2 separate regions of the Homo sapiens genome follow, and region 1 is linked to region 2. Evidence: chromatin contacts called from ENCODE Hi-C or POLR2A ChIA-PET data. All regions are on one chromosome and are shown on one strand. Each heading gives the region's core, a stretch centred on a gene start or an enhancer-like site at or near the end of the contact. The rest is flanking DNA. Distances are from core to core; before and after follow the strand shown.

Region 1 (4,202 bases), core at 490-2,989, 660 kb before region 2:
AATCCCAGCTACTCGGGAGGCTGAGGTAGGAGAACCACCTGAACCTGGGAGGCAGAGGTTGCAGTGAGCTGAGATCGTGCCATTGCACTCCAGCCTGGGCAACAAGAGCGAAACTCGGTCTTGGAAAACAAACAAACAAAAAAACCTGACAAAATATCAAAGATAATTATAACCCTTAGGGGTCCCAGATTTCTCTTCCTCAGGAAATGGCAAGGGGGTGCGGGAGAGGGGCCATCCGCTTTGGCTGGCTTAGTTTCCTTTCCACAACCCTTTCTGGAGAAACACTAAATGCCACCATTTTTTGGTCCTTGGCCTGGAAATTTCCCTATCTGCACCCCCTGCGCTGTAGCTTAGGCTATTCAGCAGAGATCTGCAGGCTCCAGCGGGCGTCGGACTTACAGAGGCAAATGTGACCATGTAAATTCCCAGGCCCACCCGTGACAGAGAGCCTCTGATTCAGCAGGCCTCCTTTGAGGCTGGGGATTTTAAACCCGCGTCCTGTGATTGGGATGGGGATTGAGGGCTATATTCAGCGCCTGGCCACCAGAGGGCGCAGCGGGCTGGGTTCAGCGGTACCCCTTTGAGATCTTGTGTCTCAAGACAGGTTGCTGTCATCAAGGATTTGCTGGTTAGACAACAGGCAAGGGGTGAGCTGGGTCCTCTTGGGCAGGAGCCTAGTAGGAAGACCGACAACAGGAAAGAGGCTCACATCTGATACTGGGCACATGGCTGGGCCTTGGTCCTCGTGCTCCCGGACTTCAGAGCTCAGAGGGGCCAGGGCCTGGCCTAGCCTGGAATCTGGATGGACCTCTTCTGCCCTGGGGCGCGCCGTTTACCCAATCCTGACCTCAGAGAGCGTCTGTCGTTCTGGTGGGAAAACCGAGACCCAGACAGGAACAAGGGCTCAGTGGCAACCGCTCTGCCTCCCAGCCCAGGGCTCTGTCTTGCCGGGGCTGGGGCACAGGGTGGACCCCAGGAAGTTCTGCTATGAGTCAGCTTCGAGTGCTCAGGGGACCGGACAGAGGCTGCTGGCCGGGGAAGGATGCCGGCCGGCGGTACCTACTTCCGCAGCTGTGGGTATCCCTGCCTGGTGATTCAGCTTCCCTCTGAGGGTCCCCAGGGGGCGCCGCCCTGGACTGGGAGGCTGGGGAGGATGCTGGGGCTACGGAGGGGCGATGGAGGTGCCTTAAGGGACCCCGTAATCCAGCTCTGCTGGATGCTGAGGTCCCACGAGATAATTGTGGCCAGAGATCAGGTGGGCGTAAGACTGGTCCTAGGATGGGGGCTGTGGGCCCCTCCTCACTACCCTGCTTCTTGAAGATAGCCTGGGCGGCTGTGCGGGATACCCCAGTGTCTCCAGCAATGCGCGTTCATCTCCATGGAGGGCTCGCCTTGGCGCTGGGTGGGGAGCGACTTGGTCCCCCCTGGCGGCGAAGAGAGGCTGACCACGCCAGCTCGTGGGGGGGTCTACTGGGCAGATGCGCAGGCCCCGGGCGGAGGAGGGCTGATGGGGGAAATGCCAGGCCGATGGGGGAGGGGCTGTGAGCGGGAGGCGTTGGGGCGGGGCAAGACCGCCCTCCCGGTCCGGGGGCGGGGCTTGGCCTGGGGCGGGGCTTGGCTGGGGTGCTCAGCCCAATTTTCCGTGTAGGGAGCGGGCGGCGGCGGGGGAGGCAGAGGCGGAGGCGGAGTCAAGAGCGCACCGCCGCGCCCGCCGTGCCGGGCCTGAGCTGGAGCCGGGCGTGAGTCGCAGCAGGAGCCGCAGCCGGAGTCACAGCCGCAGCCAGAGCCGCAGCCAAAGCCTCAGAGAGCAGGAGTTGGAGCGCAGGCCCTGCTGGATCCGCGCCTAGCTCGCCGCCAGGCACCGGCCGGAGGACGGGCCGTGGTGTCAGCTCACTGCCCGGGCGCTGTGGGAGGCAGCGAGCCCGCGACCCCCCGGGCCGGGCACCGCCAGGCGCGGAGCCCAGATCGCCCCCCTGCCAGGCCTGGTCACGGCCAGAGCACGCAGGAGTTCCCAGGGTCTGGATCTGCGCGCACCCTAATGACCTGGGGACTGAAGAGAAAAAAGGAACGAGGATTTCATCTAAAAGCATAACGTGGGCACTAGGCGAGGAGGAAAGTGGAGACCACCTGGCACGGGGCAGAGGTGCCTGGAGCCCACGCTTGAGCATCGGAGACCCTGGCATCCTAGCAGCCGCGACCTTGGCTCTGCCCTGTCTGAGCTGGAAACACAGCTTAGCTTCTAGACATCGCTGGCACAGGCCTGGCACAAGTAAGCAGTGTCCTCACCTGTCTGAAACGGGACACGGGGTCGGAGGAACCAGGATCTAGCCTGGCCCCAAGCGGAACTCTCTGGTGGCCCAGAGGTCGTCACTGGGGAGCCCGCCTCCTGCCCTAGCCTCACTGGTGCGGATGTGCCGCTGCCCGCCGGAGCACCATGATGGCAGGATGACCTCAGCCGAAGTAGGAGCAGCAGCTGGTGGTGCTCAGGCGGCTGGGCCCCCCGAGTGGCCCCCTGGCAGCCCTCAGGCCCTCCGGCAGCCTGGCCGGGCCCGAGTGGCCATGGCAGCACTGGTGTGGCTGCTGGCGGGAGCCAGCATGTCAAGCCTCAACAAGTGGATCTTCACAGTGCACGGCTTTGGGCGGCCCCTGCTGCTGTCGGCCCTGCACATGCTGGTGGCAGCCCTGGCATGCCACCGGGGGGCACGGCGCCCCATGCCAGGCGGCACTCGCTGCCGAGTCCTACTGCTCAGTCTCACCTTTGGCACGTCCATGGCCTGCGGCAACGTGGGCCTAAGGGCTGTGCCCCTGGACCTGGCACAACTGGTTACTACCACCACACCTCTGTTCACCCTGGCCCTGTCGGCGCTGCTGCTGGGCCGCCGCCACCACCCACTTCAGTTGGCCGCCATGGGTCCGCTCTGCCTGGGGGCCGCCTGCAGCCTGGCTGGAGAGTTCCGGACACCCCCTACCGGCTGTGGCTTCCTGCTCGCAGCCACCTGCCTCCGCGGACTCAAGTCGGTTCAGCAAAGTAAGTGCCTGGGTGGCCAATTGAGAAGGTGGGGGTCCGGGTGGGTGCATGGCCTGGATGGCCCTGTGAGGGGTATGGCTGTTGTCCCATTTTACAAATGAGGAAACTGAGGTTCATGGCTGTGGAGGAAGCAGAACTGAGGCTCAGAGAGGGCCAACAGTTCAGTGAGTTCCAGGCCCCAGACTCAGGCTCTGGAGGCCCAACTCGTGTTTATTTGTTTATTTACTTATTTAGACAGGGTCTGGCTCTGTCACCCAGGCTGCATTGGTGAGATCTCAGCTCAATACAGCCTCCGCATCCTGGGTTCAAGTGATTCTTCTGCCTCAGCCTCCCAAGTAAGTGGGACTACAGGTGCACACCACCACGCTAAGCTAATTTTTGTATTTTTAGTAGAGACAGCATTTTACCATGTTGGCCAGGCTGATCTTGAACTCCTGACCTCCCAAGGTGCTAGGATTTCAAGCGTGAGCCACCCCACCTGGTCAGCTAATTTTTTTTTTTTATAGACACAGAGTCTTGCTATGTTGCCAAGGTAGGTCTTGAACTCCTGTCCTCAGCGATCTTCCCCCCTCAGCTTCCTGAAGTTCTGGAATTACAAACCAGTATTTAGTGATAGCCAGTGATCTGTGTTTGACTAGCCTTTTATCTCACTGTATTGTTCCCATTTGATAGATGAAGAGGCTTGCCCTGGGCCACGTGGCCAGTGAGCAGCAGAGGCAAGATCTAAACCCAGATAGTCAGACTCCATGCTTCCAAGAGATGTGGCCTGAGGCTTTGGACACAAAGGAAAGCCAGAAAGCATGGGCCAGGGAGAGAAAAGGAGGGTCTGGGATGAGCTGGGATTTGGAAGGTCAGGGGTCAGGTCTAAGTCTGGGGAGGGCTGTTGTTTACTGGGAGCTACAGTGTGACAGGCTTGGTGCTGAGTGTTGACCTTGAGTTGTCATGGCAACCACCAACTTTATCCCCATTTTACAGATGATGGGACTAAGACCCAGAGAAGTTCATGATTTGACAGGCTGGGCATGGTATCTCATGCCTGTAATCCCAGCACTTTGGGAGGCTGAGGTGGGAGGACTCTTGAGACCAGGAGTTCGAGACCACCCTGGCCAACATGGTGAAACCCTGTATCTATTAAAAATACAAAAATTGGGGCCGGGCGCGGTGTCTCATGCCT
Region 2 (4,306 bases), core at 152-2,651:
AAGAGAGGAGAGAAGGAAATGTGTGCCGGGGCTGGCACCGGGAACGCGGCCGCCGCCCGCCAGCCCCGGGGCCGTCCCCCGGAGGACACTTACCCGACACGGGGGCCGAGGCCAGCCCGCTCTGCGCGTCCAGCCAGTTGAGGCAGCGGAGGCCCGGCGCGGGGGAGGTCTGGTCCTCCCGGTACAGGTGGCCGTTGTCCCAGAAACAGCCTGTGAGGAAAAGAAGCCCCCGGACACAGAATAGCGGGCAGCGAACGGAAGACGCCCAGCGTGGCGGACAGGGGAGCCGGGACCACCCGGGCTGAACCTCAGCCTGGTTAGGGGACCCCGGGCCCTGCTGGGCCTCCCTCTCCTCTCGTGGCAACACCCCCACGCCCCACGCACCCCCCCCCCCCAACTCCACGCACACCTCAGGGTGTGAAGCCCCCAGCCTGTGCCTGTCCCCCAGTCAACGCTCAGAGACTGTTAGGTTTTATTTATTTTTGAAACCTGGAAAGCGCTGCAGAAGTGCAAAGCGTTGTTACTCTTGAACTTGTGACCACTTTGGAGGAGGAGATGGAGAGGAGGAGGCCTGGCTTAGGGTCCCTTTGAGGAGCTGGGAGTTTTGGGACGGGGGGCGCCCAGACGTGACATTTGTCCCTGTGTTGTAATGGCCACGTTACATAAACTCCGGTGTTTCCTCCTTCACGGATACGGCCACCTTCTGCCCGTTTAAAAGGCAAATACTCCCTCCCAGGAGAATTCTCCAGGAGCCTTGACTCCGTCAGGCAAAAGATTCAAGACAGCCTCAAACGGAGGAAACCGGCCTCATCGCTGACTGGATGAGACTCCAAGCTCCCACTCCCCTCTGCAGGAGAACCACAGAAGGAGGCTGGGGAAGGAGGACCACACCATGCAAAGGGCTTAGAAAGAACAGGACTTGGGGAGTAGGGGAGATGAACCCCCAAGCTCCATCCACTCATGAGCAAGGAAAGGCAGAGAGAAAGTGGCTTCTTGCCTTTGTTCTTAATGGCAAAGATGGAGCTGCAAGCCCCTGACAAGGAAAGGAGGGGTGGAAAAGCTTTCACGGGACAACAGAAACCGGCTAAACGCTTCGTTTCCTGTCATCCTGGCCCTGTTTGGGAAATAGGGGGCTTTACCCCTTCTGTTTCATGAAGTTGCTGCGGAAAGGAAAGATTGTAATCTCACCTCCAGATCCATAGGCTTCTGCTAGGAGCATGTTGCTGACGAGGAATGCTTGTACCCAGGCCAACAGCATCCTTGCCTCCTTCGTCTTGCAGGTGATTGAACGACCAGTGTTTAACCGAGGCCCCCTTGGCGGCGGCTCTGCCTCCCAGTCCCAGCCTTGCAGTCAGACCTGCCCTTGTTATGCTGTTCTGGTAAACAGCCTCTCTTTAGAACTGGGAGCTTCCCAGCTAGCTTGCTGCAGCGCGAGCTGTTTTTCAGCTGAAAGGCGCCCCCTGGGTCCTAAGCCTCCTAGGTCATGCAAAATCTAACTGAGCCAAGAAAGGAACTCAGCCAAGAGATATGCAGGTTGTGCTTAGCAGCCGATCAGTTTGAGACCTGCGAGGCCGCATCCCCAGGGTTTTTCATCTCTTCTGTTTCCATTTGTGTGAGTACAGAAAAAATAATTCTATCAAGGGGCATCATGGGATGTGGGAAATTATAAGCACTAAAACACAGAACAACTTAGGGAGCTATGCACCCAGGAGGAATTCATGACCACATAGGGGGGAAAAAATAAGAGTTTCTGGTGGGGAGTGGAGTAATAGTTTTTTTTTTTTTCTTTTCTTTTCTTTTTGAGACAGAGTTTCACACTGTCGCCCGGGCTGGAGTGCAATGGCACAATCTCGGCTCACTGCAACCACCTGCCGGGTTCTCGCAATTCTGCCTCAGTCTCCGGAGTAGCTGGATTTTTTTTTTCCCTCACTCTATAGGAAATCCATTTGCTGTAATTTATATCCATCATTAAATCTCACCATATCCATTTGACTTAGGCCTTTTGGAGTTAGGCAGAAGGGCCCTTCTTCCTGTTTGGCTGACAGCTCCCAGGCAGCCTCAGTAAACTGAGAGAGAGAGCAGAGTGATTCGTCAAGACTACCTTGTGACAGGGGCACACCACCACAACCCAGCTAATTTTTTGTATTTTTAATAGAGACGGGGGTTTCACTGTGTTGGCCAGACTGGTCTTGAACTCCTGACCTCGTAATCCACCTGCCTCGGCCTCCCAAAGTGTTGGAATTACAGGTGTGAGCCACCGCGTTCGGCCGAGTAACACTTTATACCCATCCTTGAAAAAGAAAAAGGGCCTTTATGAACACTGACACTTAAAAAAAAAAAAAAAAAAAAAAAAAAAAAAAAACAGTGTAACTTGGCCAGGGTCAAATCTGTCACATTGCTTTTTCTTACATTTGAGGTTTTTTGGGGTGTTGTATATAGTAGGACTATAGAAGGAGTATCTTTAGTTGAAAACACATGTTATGCAAACATGGAAAAATTTGCTCAGCTACATTGTAATAGTCTACCCTTTCTGCCAGCCCTAAATTGTATAGAGGAATTTAAGTAAAATGTTTGCTTTTTTTTTTTTCCCTCACCCTATAGGAAATCCATTTGCTGTAATTTATATCCATCATTAAATCTCACCATATCCATTTGACTGAGGCCTTTTGGAGTAGGCAGAAGGGCCCTTCTTCCTGTTTGGCTGACAGCTCAAGTTCCCAGGCAGCCTCAGTAAACTGAGAGATAGAGCAGAGTGATTCGTCAAGACTACCTTGTGACTCAGTCAGATCCCAAAATAGAAATGGGGAAACTCTGTTTCAATCTTGCAGGCTGTAATTTAAGGAGGAAAACAACTAATTTTTTTTTGGGTGGGGGGGACAGAGTCTCTGTCTCCCAGGCTGGAGTGCAGTGGCACCATCTCGGCTTACTGCAACCTCCACCTCCCAGGTTCAAGCAATTCTCCTGCCTCAGCCTCCCAAGTAGCTGGGATTAAAGGTGTGCGCCACCACGCCTGGCTAAATTTTTTTTTGTATTTTTTTAGTAGAGATGGGGTTTCACCATGTTGGCCAGGCTGGTCTCAAACTCCTGACCTCAGGTGATCCACCCACCTTGGCCTCCCAAAGTTCTGGGATTACAGGTGTGAGCCACCATGCCTGGCCACTTTACTAAATAAATTTTAAAAGCTTTATCAGGGAAGAAAACTAGTGTCAATTCAACTAATCTGAGGTGAATCTGAATTCACTACACTCATAGAAAGGATAGAGAGATACATTTAATTCACTCTTTAAAATAGTTTACTGATAATGTTTGATCCCTTTCGTCCATTTAATAAGATAGATTGCTTTGTTTTTGCAATCACTCTCCTATCTCCCCACCCAAGCTTCTGATCCTCTGACTCTTGACTTGGTCTACCCTGTGAATTACACCCTAGAGTCTGTAAATTTATTCACACATATTCATACACAGATACGGTAGCATTTTAAAATTTGGCCAGGTATAGTGGCTCACACTTGTAAATCCCAGCACTTGGGAGGCCAAGGTGGGAGGATGAGCCCAGGAGTTTGAGACCAGCCTGGGCAACATAATAAGACCCTCATCTCTACAAAAAAAAAAAAATAGGTAGGTGTGGTGGCACTCATCTGTAGTCCCACCTACTGAGGTGGGAGGATCATTTGAGTTCAGGAGTTGGAGGCTGCAGTGACCTGTGATCATGCCACTGCACTCCAGCTTGGGCAACAAAGAGAGACCCTGTCTTAAAAAAAAAATTTATTTTTTTTGAGACAGAGTCTTGCTCTGTTGCCCAGGCTGGAATGCAGTGGCGCCATCTCGGCTCGCTGCAAGCTCCGCCTCCTGGGTTCACGCCATTCTGCCTCAGCCTCCCGAGTAGCTGGGACTACAGGCGCCCGCCACCACGCCCGGCTAATTTTTTGTATTTTGTTTAGTAGAGACGGGGTTTCACTGTGTTAGCCAGGATGGTCTCGATCTCCTGACCTCGTAATCCGCCTGTCTTGGCCTCCTAAGGTGCTGGGATTATAGGTGTGAGCCACTGCGCCTGGCCAAAATTTTTTTTTAATTTAACAATTCCAATATAATAGGGATTTTTAAATTTTATTAATTTTACAAATATTTTTGAGAATCTGCTACATGCTAAATATAGTTGTAGATACTGGGAATACATCTGTGAACAAAATATTTGAAATCTCTGCCCTCATGAAGCTTATATTCTAATTGGGAGAGACATGATAAACATGTAAAATATTAGGTAATCTTAAGCGTTATGCGAAAAAAAGTGAAGCAGAGTAAGGGA

Evidence for each region. Hi-C counts contacts between places; a loop is a spot of excess contacts on that map. ChIA-PET counts read pairs that join two places held with the same protein, here RNA polymerase II (POLR2A). Pooled maps may share reads with other maps.
Region 1: a map of gastrocnemius medialis shows a loop between it and region 2 (24-fold over the local background). The contact joins the promoter of SLC35E4 here to the promoter of PIK3IP1 in region 2. A Hi-C loop is called at or near these places in 1 of 168 maps with a recorded cell type or tissue (gastrocnemius medialis) and 14 of 50 pooled maps. POLR2A ChIA-PET finds 5 or more read pairs at or near these places in 1 of 52 experiments (CD4-positive, alpha-beta memory T cell).

Annotation. Positions count from the first base shown.
Region 1 is chr22:30,634,042-30,638,243 of GRCh38, forward strand. SLC35E4 (solute carrier family 35 member E4) reads left to right here and starts at 1,740. Exons shown (of 2, transcript NM_001001479.4): 1 at 1,740-3,028. The coding sequence starts at 2,410. RefSeq lists an enhancer at 462-1,166 and a silencer at 1,498-1,947.
Region 2 is chr22:31,291,087-31,295,392 of GRCh38, forward strand. PIK3IP1 (phosphoinositide-3-kinase interacting protein 1) reads right to left here and starts at 1,402. Exons shown (of 6, transcript NM_052880.5): 1 at 1,189-1,402; 2 at 94-210. The coding sequence starts at 1,258. LOC105372997 (a long non-coding RNA gene) reads right to left here. Exons shown (of 4, transcript XR_001755493.3): 3 at 2,644-2,735; 4 at 1,858-2,066. RefSeq lists a silencer at 55-174 and an enhancer at 735-784.